Linked DNA regions of Homo sapiens: region 2 is linked to region 1. A link is a contact called in ENCODE Hi-C or POLR2A ChIA-PET data. All regions are on one chromosome and are shown on one strand. The core of a region is the stretch at or near the end of the contact, and the rest is flanking DNA. Distances in the headings are between cores, read along the strand shown.

What was found. A loop is a pair of places that touch in the nucleus more often than their neighbours do. ChIA-PET counts read pairs that join two places held with the same protein, here RNA polymerase II (POLR2A). Pooled maps may share reads with other maps.
Region 2: a loop to region 1 is called in a pooled map, with 2.3 times the contacts of the local background. The contact joins the promoter of DCLRE1C here to the enhancer-like site in region 1. A Hi-C loop is called at or near these places in 2 of 37 single-sample maps with no recorded cell type and 7 of 50 pooled maps. POLR2A ChIA-PET finds 5 or more read pairs at or near these places in 1 of 52 experiments (PC-9).

Annotation. Positions count from the first base shown.
Region 1 is chr10:14,394,356-14,399,454 of GRCh38, forward strand. No RefSeq gene overlaps it. Among named protein-coding and RNA genes, the nearest start is that of MIR4293, 14 kb to the left of the region's middle. Within about 2 kb of position 2,841, at least 5 of the 41 ENCODE cell types and tissues checked have a DNase peak (open chromatin) inside an H3K27ac peak, as active enhancers do.
Region 2 is chr10:14,951,284-14,956,382 of GRCh38, forward strand. It overlaps DCLRE1C (DNA cross-link repair 1C), which reads right to left and starts at 2,813. Exons shown (of 14, transcript NM_001033855.3): 1 at 2,619-2,813. The coding sequence starts at 2,727. It also overlaps a transcript of MEIG1 not described here. RefSeq lists enhancers at 1,450-2,178, 2,179-2,906 and a silencer at 2,925-3,004.

The sequences.
Region 1 (5,099 bases), core at 1,591-4,090:
TGTGATGGTTAATTTTTTGTGTCAACTTGACTGGGCCAAGGGATGCCCAGATAGCTGGTAAAATTATTATTATTATTTCTGCATGTATGTTTTCAGAAGAGGTTAGCATTTGAATTGGCAGGCTGAGTAAAGATCACCTCACCAATGTGACAAGCGTCATCCAATCTATTGAGGCCAGAAGAGAATTTTAAAAATGGAGGAAGGACAAATTTGCTTTTTTTTTTTTTTTTAAGAGATGAGGTCTTGCTTTGTTGCCCAGGCAGGCTGGTCTGGAACCACCGGCCTCAAGTGATCCTCCTGCCTCGGATTCCCAAAGTGCTGGGATTATAAGTGTGAGCCACTGTGCCCAGCCATCTCTCAAGCTGAATGAGACATGCATCTTCTCCTGCCCACAGACATTAGAGCTCCTGGTTCTTTGGCCTTTGGACTCTGAAATACAACATGAGTGGCCTCCAGTTTCTTAGGTCTTTGGACTCAGACTGACAGTTGCACCATTGGCTGCCCTGGTTCTCAAGTCTTCAGACTCGGACTGAATCACCCCATCAGCTCCTCCGGGTCTTCAGTTTGAAGACGGCATATCATGGGACTTTGTGGCCTCCATCATTATGTGAAGGAACTCCCATAATCAATCTATCTATCTATCTATCTCTCTATCTATCTATCTATCTATCTATCTATCTATCTATCTATCTCCTTCTCCCCTGCCCCTTTTCCCCACACCCAAAGGTGTCTTCCTTTGGCTGAAGGTTGTTGTACAATTGTATTCTATTGACCACCAAATATGAGCACTGCTTAATTTAACTTTTCTCAATTTTTTGAGATTAGGAAGTGCTTAGTCCTGCACTTTGAGTTTCTGTTTTTGTTTTTTCTGAGATGAAGTCTCACTCTGTTGTCCAGGCTGAAGGGCAGTGTTGAGATCTCAGCTCATTGCAACCTCTGCCTCCCAGGTTCAAGCCATTCTCGTGCCTCAGCCTCCTGAGTAGCTGGGATTACAGGCACGTGGCACCACTCCCGGATCAGTTTTGTATTTTTAGTAGAAATGAAGTTTCACCATGTTGGCCAGGCTGGCCTCAAACTCCTGACCTCAAGTGATCCACCCACCTTTGCCTCCCGAAGTGTTAGGATTAGAGCGTGAGCTACTGCACCCAACCACTTTGAGTTCTTGAACTCATTTTACAAACAAAGTTTATTTTATTTCAAGATTTGACCCTATCAAAGCCATTATAACCTTATTTTTTCTAGTTTTTACTAAGACTACTATAATATGATTCTAAGTTTATCATTTTTTATTTTCACAGGGGTCAACCAATCTTAATTTGGGAAAATAAAGGAAACACAGTAATATTTATACTCCAAGGGCTATAGGACTATTTATGGCTCTTATTTTTAATATAGGTACAATATTGTCTTTTTAATGACTTAACCCTCTTAGCATGACTTTGTGGAAAGCTCTTGTATTTTCATATGGTGTTATGAGAGCTGAGACAAGGGACCGTGGACTATGAAATGCTTTGTTGGAATGGGAGGAGTAGGGAGAGGGCGAATGTATTAGGCTATGCGTTTAACATGCCCCTGGACCTTACTCAATGCACTGCTGTGCTATAAGGTACAGGCTGGGTTGTTCCCTGTCTCTCTATGAGAGCAGAATTCTAAACATGACTTTGTTCCTATCACTATTAGGTTGGTGCCATTACTTCTAGTGGCAAAAACTGCAATTACTTTTGCACCAACCTAATATCATCTACGATGTCTAGATTTTCCATCATTCTGTTCCTTAACAGTGCCATGCCTAGGAAAATGGGTACAGTGAGCCCCCCTTTCTTTACTCTCCCCATCTCTGACAGCCCCACAGCCCCTCTCCTGATTCATCCCACCAATTGTTCAGTGCCTTATTCTTTCACTTTTTTTTTTTTTTTTTTTTTTTTTTTTTTGAGACTGAGCCTTGCTTGCTCTGTCACGCAGGCTGGAGTGCAATGGCATGATCTCGGCTCACTGCAATCTCCGCTTCCTGGGTTCAAGCAATTCTCCCTCTCTCAGCCTCCCAAGTAGCTGCATTTACAGGTGCCTGCCATCATGCCTGGCTAATTTTTGTATTTTTAGTAGTGTTGGAGTTTCACTGTGTTGGCCAGGCTGGTCTCAAACTCCTGACCTCAGGTGATCCGCCCTCCTCGGCCTCCCAAAGCGCTGGAATTACAGGAATGTACGCAGCCCTTTCTTTCACTTTTTGAGCTCTCCAACAAAATCTAACCTCAGGAAGTGATCTGACAAACTCATGCACATTTAGGCATTTATGTCTGAAAAGAGACCAATTGGCGACCCCTTCCAGGAACACCTGCTTGCCAATAAAATAACACGTTTAAGCCAGAAGAATTATTTTCTGTTGGCAAAATTTCAGGACTCATTGACCTAGTGGCCATGAGGGGAATCACACTTTAGGAGGCCCCATATTCTACGGCCTTTCTGTTGAATGCCTGGTATCCATTTCCCCCACCACTCCAGGTCACAGTTTTATTAGTTGTTTCTGCTCTGAAATTCCCTCTCTGATCCAGAGCACACCAACTTCTGGTATCATAAGAAGAATAGGGTGTAAAAGTCAGCTCCAAACATTTCTGGGACTCTAATTACAGTACAGTCAGGCCCAGAACTGATGGTATCCATGGTCCATCTAATTCTGGAAAGGAGTTAAAGGCCTGGGTCTGGGGGAAATTGTGACTGTAAAAAGAAAAGCATCAGAAGCTCACAAAATGCGATTGTCATCTTAAAGGTTAGGGGCCAAATAAATTAAGACATCTCATGGGGAGTTGTAATCCCCGTCAATATGACAGTGATTAAAAAAATGGCTGCTACTAACCACATGCAGCGTGGTTTAAATCTGACTCATCTGCTAGGCATCCCATCCTAATCAAAAGCTATTCAGGGGCTGGAAGGCAACCATCAAGCTCCAGCAGCAACGTGCCAGGGCCCACAGCTGCACAGCTGAAAATGTCACGCCAGGGGCTGGCTGCCTCCCTTGCCCTGAACATTGCATCCCGCCTGCTGAGTGGGGGCTGGCGGAGCGGCCCAGCCAGCTGTGTCTGATGTCGCAGTTGTCCATGGGTTTCACCTTCCTTTTTCCTTGACCCATGGAGTTTGGGGAAAAAAAAAAAAAAAAAAAAAGCTGCAAAGTCAAACAATGAAGAGACCAGAGAATTGAAGTCCATTTCCTTCCCAAACCAAATAATGTCCTCTCCTGCAGGGATTCTAGCAAACCTTCTGGTTCATTTTTCTCAAGGTGTGCAATTGAACCTTCTTTTCTCTATCTAAGGCATTAAGTCAAGGTTGCTCTGTTTATTAGTACTCGGAAGCAGGTACTATAAAGAAGAGAAAATCAGTGGTGAAACAAAGGGAGTATATTTAATTTTTAAAATTTTAAAACAAACCATCTTTGAGGGCAATTGCATTCCTTAAGAACATGGGAATTCAAAGTGGCCCCTAGCCTCTGCATGTCTAGAATTTCATAATTAGGAAAGGGGGGTTCTGAAGAAAGCATCAATGATGTATTGAGCACCTAGCATGCCCAAGAGACCAGCGCAGGTCTTACGTCTATAAACAGAGACTTGAGGTGCCCTGAGATTTACTCAAAATCACAGAGTTAATCACTTGTATCACTAGGTTTACAACCTAGGTTCTCTTACTCTCTTTTCAGGATTTTCTACCATATCACGTTGGCTTTTCCAAGAATTTTTAGATCTGGCAAAAAGGAAAAGAAATACAAAAAAATAAAAACTAATGCATAGTATTACATAAAATATGCCTCGTGGTCTCAGAAAGACATACTTCGGGTGTTCGTACTTATTTGTGGAAACTTCAAATTAAAACAGTTGAACTCATGGAGATAGAGAGAATGATGGTTACCAGAGGCTGGGAAGGTTAGTGAGGTGGTGGGATAGTAGGTGGAGCATGGTTAATAGGTACAAATAAATAGTTAGAAATAATGAGTAATATCTAGTATTTGATAGAACAATAGGGTAACTATAGTCAATATGAATTTAATTGTACTTTTTTTTTTTTTGAGACAGAGTCTCACTCTGTTGTCACGCTGGAGTGCAGTGGTGCAATCTCAGCTCACTGCAACCTGTGCCTCCTGGTTCAAGCAATTCTCATACCTCAGCCTCCCGAGTAGCTGGGACTACAAGTCCCCGCCACCATGCCCAGCTAATTTTTTTTGTATTTTTAGTAGAGACAGGGTTTCACCATGTTGGCCGGGATGGTCTTGACCTCCTGACCTCATGATCCACCCGCCTCAGCCTCCCAAAGTGCTGGGATTAGAGGCACCAGCCACCACGTCCGGCCAATTTTTCATTTTTAAATAGCTAAAAGAGTATAATTGGATTGTTTATAATACAAAGGATAAATGCCTGAGGCTATGGATCTCCATTCACCCTGATATGATTATTATGCATTGCATGACTGTATCCAAATATCTCAGGTATCCCAGAAATATATACACTGTGTACCCACAAAATTAATAGTAAAAATATTGAAAAATAAAATATGCTCCATGAACAGTATGGTTAATAAAAACCAAAGAAAGTCACTAGAAAACAAAAAGTTGGTGAGAGGCTAAAATGGTGGGAGAAGAATTCAAAGAGGATATAGGACATAACTTGTAGCTTGAGAATATATGGACTAAGTAGAGTGGACAAGAAGAAGTAGATAATTCCAGTATATAAGAATATGATTACAGTGGTTTTGAGGGGGAAAGAAATGGTTTGGGTCATTCTGGTTGTAAAAGGCAACTTGCAGGAGAATAACGTGAGAAATCAAACAGAAGTCAGATAATAGAGGCTAGAAATGTAGATTTCACCGTGTAGAAAATGGGAAGTCACAAAGTGTTTTGTATGGGAGAAATGCATAGAAACTTTCAGGTTGGGAGTGGAGACTCATGTCCATAATTCCAGCACTTTGGGAGGCCAAGGCAGGAGGATCGCTTAAGCCCAGAAGTTTGAGACCAGCCTGGGCAATATAGTGAGATCCCATCTCTACAAAACTTCATTGGCGTGGTAGCACATGCCTGTAGTCCTAGCTACTTGAAAGGCTGAGGTGGACAAAACTTCGTT
Region 2 (5,099 bases), core at 1,563-4,062, 560 kb after region 1:
ACTTGCTGAGGTGGGAGGATTGGTTGAGTCCAGGAGGTGAAGGCTGCAGTGAGCCGAGATCGCACCACTGCACTCCAGCCTGGGTGACAGAGCAAAACCCTGTCTCAAAAAAAAAAAAAAAAAAAAAAAAAAAAAAAAGGAAGTGATGTGGATGGGTTTCCATGCATTTTTTCTAGCAAAAGAGTCCATACAGTTTCTCATGTTTGAGCTGCTATCACAAGATACCATAGATACCATAGTTGGCCTTCACACCAGCGCTGTAAGGAAAGGTAGTGTTTTGGTTGCCTTCAACACCAAAAAGGTATTTCTCACAGTTCAGGAAGCTGGGAAGATCAAGATGCGGGGCGATTTGGTTTCTGGAGAGGGCACTTTTCCTAACTTACAGACAGCCGCCTTCTCACTATGCACTCACATGGCTTTCCTAGGCCCCGCATGAGGACAGAGCGCCCTCTCTCTTCCTTCTCTTGTAAGGAAACTAATCCTATCAGAGTAGGACACCACGGTAGGACCCCACTTAAACTTATTTTCCTCCTAAAAGCCCCAGCCCCAAATACAGTCGCTTTGGGGGTTAGGGCTTCAACATATGAATTTTGTGGAGATAGTCCATATCATAATCAAAGAAGCCTGTGTCCCAAAAAGGTGAAAAGCCAACAGAAGGCAATGTGAGAAACCTCCAAAAGCAGAAGTTGTGTTTTCACCCTTGATGAGTTTATGTCCTGGTTGACTAAGCAGATCCACATGTGGTCAGAGAACAGAAAAAGTTGTTATAGACTGTTCAACAGTAGGGAAGAGTCCATTTCTGGCTTAATGCACAAACTTATGATGATTTCAAATTCCTTTAGATTTATTATTTCTCCAAACTCAGCCATCCTAAACACGAAGTGCAAGTTTCGGAAGTATACTTTAATCCTGGCTAGCCCATTTTGAGTTCAGAGACTCCAGTGCGGCTCTACACAAAAAGTAAAAATAGGCATATCCTCGTCCAGCAGTGGATTCTCAATGAAAAACAAAACCAGAAATGTGTCAGGCACAGCGGCTCACACCTGTAATCCTAACACTTTGGGAGGCTGAGGTGGGTGGATCTACCTGAGGCCAGGAGTTCGAGACCAGCCTGGCCAACATGGTGAAACATCATCTCTACTAAAAACACAAAAATTACCTGGGTGTGGTGGTGCGTGCCTGTAACTCCAGCTACTTGGGAGGCTGAGGCACGAGAATCGCTTGAACCCAGGAGGCGGAGGTTGCAGTGAACAGAGATCACGCCACTGCACTCCAGCCTGGTGATGGAGACTCCACCTCAAAATAATAATAAAAATACAAACATTAGCTAGGCATGGTGGCTGACTCCTGTAGTCCCAACTACTTGAGCAGAGAGCATGTGCCACACTGTACTCCAGCCTGGGCGACAAAGGGAGACCCTGTCTCCAAAAAAAAGAAAAAGAAGAAGGAGATGCTCAAAGACGTGCACGATGCGAATACGGCAACGCACGAGAAGAGGTCCAGATTTTCCCATTAAAGAGAAATCACTGGTGGCTTTGTGGAAAAAAAAAGCAGAGACATTTCGCAGAAGCAGTAACTTCAACGATTTATAGTCCAAGTGATTGATTCCACACACAAAACAACATAGCTGGCCTTCACACCAACCCTGTGAGGAAAGGCTGTGTTTGGATACCTGTAATTTACTTTAAAATACTTTCCTACTGCGCAGGTACAGATAGGTTTGTTACGCTGATTGACTCCACAGGGTAGTGGGAGCTTCCTGCTCCAGCACGCTGCAAGGCCACACAGCAGGAGGCAGCAACTCCAGTGATTCCGTTTATCATTTTCTCCAATTAACACTAATGGCTGGGCGAATTAGCACAATGAGCATTAAAACTGTTTTCCCTGGTAAAAGTTAGTGACTTGTTAGCACAATAGAAGTGAAAATGAACAATGGTTGTCAAGTTAGCGGTATTTAAACTCTGGAACTTAGCTCCAATCTCTGCTTGGAGCATCAGCGACACTCTAACCTTAATCCCTAAATCGGCCCAGCTGTGAAAGGATCCAGCTGTGAAATCATAGTAGCTTTTCAGGTTGCCTGATACCATCTAGAAGGGAAACATCCCTCCAACCTAAACTAGAACGAAACTTTCATATTGGATACGGACAGAACACCCAAAGGCCAAGGAGCTTGCACTTCGTGGAGCTCTTAGGCGGGCTGTTCCACAGTTGTGTGTGTGTCTGAGTCTCCTGCTTGCTGACCAATGTTTGAGGGTGTGGTCAAATGGATCTGAAACTTGTTTTCTTCATACATGGTAGCGAGGCTCTGAGGGAAGTACTAACCCTCGCCAATCTCTGATCATCGGCCACCAGCAAAGCTACCAAGAGAAACTACTAGCAGTGCTTGACCAAGCCGGCCCGGGGCGCAACTGGCAGGCGCCGTTACGCCGCGTTGACCACATCCGAAAATAGATGAAGCCTTTGAGAGGCTGAAGAGCCCGACTGGGACAAGGCGTGTGCTGGCCGCCCCCTCGCTGGCTTCCCACAGGCTGCAGCTCCTTGCTCCAGGGCCGGCCCCCTCCTGTCCTCTCTCCAGCCCCCAGCGCCCCGGGAGCGGGCGACGCGCAGCCCTCACTCACCTTTGTGGCAGTGGGACAGGAAGTAGGCGCGGGCCCTCAGGTTCTCCCTATCGAAGCGGTCTATGGAGATAGTTGGATACTCGGCCATCTGCCCCTCGAAAGAACTCATAGCGCCGCCGATCCCAGAGTCCGGGACCCCAAAACCGCAGCTGAAGCCAAGGCCAGCCCTGACCGCGCCGCCACTTCCGGGAAGCCGCGCGCTGCCTCGCCATTGGGCGGCCGAACGCAGCCACGTCCAATCAGAGGAGTCCGGAGACCGGGGGCAAAGTCAAGGAGCATCCGGTCGGGTTCTAGGCGCCCGCTGCTTGGGTTTAAATCACCCGCGCTTCGCTGCACGCGATGGGCCCTGAGCCCTGCCCAGTGCAAGGCTCATTCCCGCCCAACAAACACAGGTGTTGCTCTGGTAAGGCGTTGCCCATGTCTGTGGAGGTGCAGTCGCGGGAAGGGAAATCGAAACTCCCAGAGCAGGTGGCCCCAGCCGACGAGGTGAGTGGGCTGCGGAACTGCGCTTAGAAATCATTCTTCGTTCCGCTTCCTGCTTGTCTGCTGCTAGCCTGAAACCCGAGCTCAGTTCCCCGCCCTCTCTCTTCTGTTCCCAATTTCTAACCTTGTGGGATTACCGTGAGGGTTGTATGAGAAAGTTTGTATCTGACTCATGGTAGATTCAGGAACTATTAATTCCCTCTTCCGTTTATATAATCTACAAACTGAATAAATCATCTCTGCGTGATCTTGGGGCAAATAAGATCCCAATAATGCCTTCGCTGCTGGCCTCTCCCCTGGGCCCCCACCTTTTTGAGCTATACTTTTAGGAAGTTAGAATGATGTACTTAAAAAAAGAAAAATGGCAGGAAAGGTCTAAAATTTTTTAACAACCAAAGCAACTTTATGAAAAGGTTTGTTAAACCTTTTATTGTATTTCCTTTATTGTATTACAATAAACCAAATAATCACCATGACATTTATTGTGCTCCTTCCTATCAAATCTCCTTAGTATAATTAAACACAAACAACCCAGAACACTTTCGCTTTATTTTATTTATTTATTCAGTTGGGGTCTAGTTCTATCGCCCAGGCTGGAGTGCAGTGGCGTGATTTCGGCTCTCTGCAACCTCCGCCTCCCGGGTTCAGGCGATTCTCCTGCCTCAGCCTCCAGAGTAGCTGGGACTACAGGCACGCGCCGCCACGCCTGGCTCATTTTTATATTTTTAGCAGAGACGGGGTTTCACCACGTTGACCAGGCTGGTCTCGAGCTCCTGGCCTCATGCGATCCGCTCGCCTCGGCCTCCCAAAGTGCTGGGTGAGCCATTGTACCTGGCTTTCCAGGCCTCCATAACACTTGAAGTCCCACTTTGTGCACAGCACTGTGACAAACCTTCGGGTAGCATTCAATCTATCTGGCGACAACATGTTTGCAGAATATGGCAAATAAATGCTTCCACAGAGACGCAAGGTAACGTGAGAACAAATCCAGGAACAAAGATTTCTGACCAGGGAAATCAGGAATCAGAATGCCATCCCAGCCCACCTCAGTGGCTCATGCCTGTAATCCCAGCACTTTGGAGGGCTGAGGCAGGTGATCACCTGAGGTCAGGAGTTCAGGACCAGCCTGGACAACATGGTGAAACCCCATCTCTACTAAAAATACAAAAATCGGCCGGGCATGGTGGCACACATCTCCAGCTACTCGGGAGGCCGAGGCAGGAGAATCACTTGAACCTGGGAGGCGGAGGTTGCAGTGAGCCTAGATCATGCCAGTTCACTCCAGCCTGGGCAACAGAGAGAGACTCTGTCTCAAAAAAACAAAACAAAACAGAATGACATCCCTAGTGAATGTCAGCTTGTGCCTGTAGCCATGATACTCAGAGTTCTATTCAAATACAGATTTCCATGAAATCTTGAGGAGGGGGAGGAGGGGTGACATGGAAAGGTATACACAACATAATCACTAATTGAGGTAAAATATCCTGCTAGTATACTACTGGCAACACCTTTGATGGTTTGTCTTAGAACACATGGGAACAACTGCCCTGGCAGGGTTATGGAGACCTAACAACAAATTCTGCTGTGAGTCTAGTGTCCGAAGAATCTCACGGTAGAGCTCCAGGAAAGGCAGGTCAAGTTAATGCTCGTGATCTTATGTATTTGCTCACTTATTTATCTCCTCCTCTTTCCACAATGGATACAGTACAAACAAAGGGAAATAGAGTCAGGACAAAGAGAAAGACAGGATAGAAAATAGGCAAGATAGGTAAGCATAGCCCAGACCAAACCTAGTGAATCAGAAACTCTGGGAGAGTGGGGCCTGGCAGTTTGCAGCTTAACACACCTTCTAGGTGATTCTGATGGACCCTAAAGTTTGAGAACCACTGGATTCGAGTCTAAAGAACATTCAGGGCCAGTGTGGTGGCTCATGCCTATAATCCCAACACTTTGGGAGGCCGACGCAGGTGGATCACCCGAGGTCAGGAGTTCGAGACC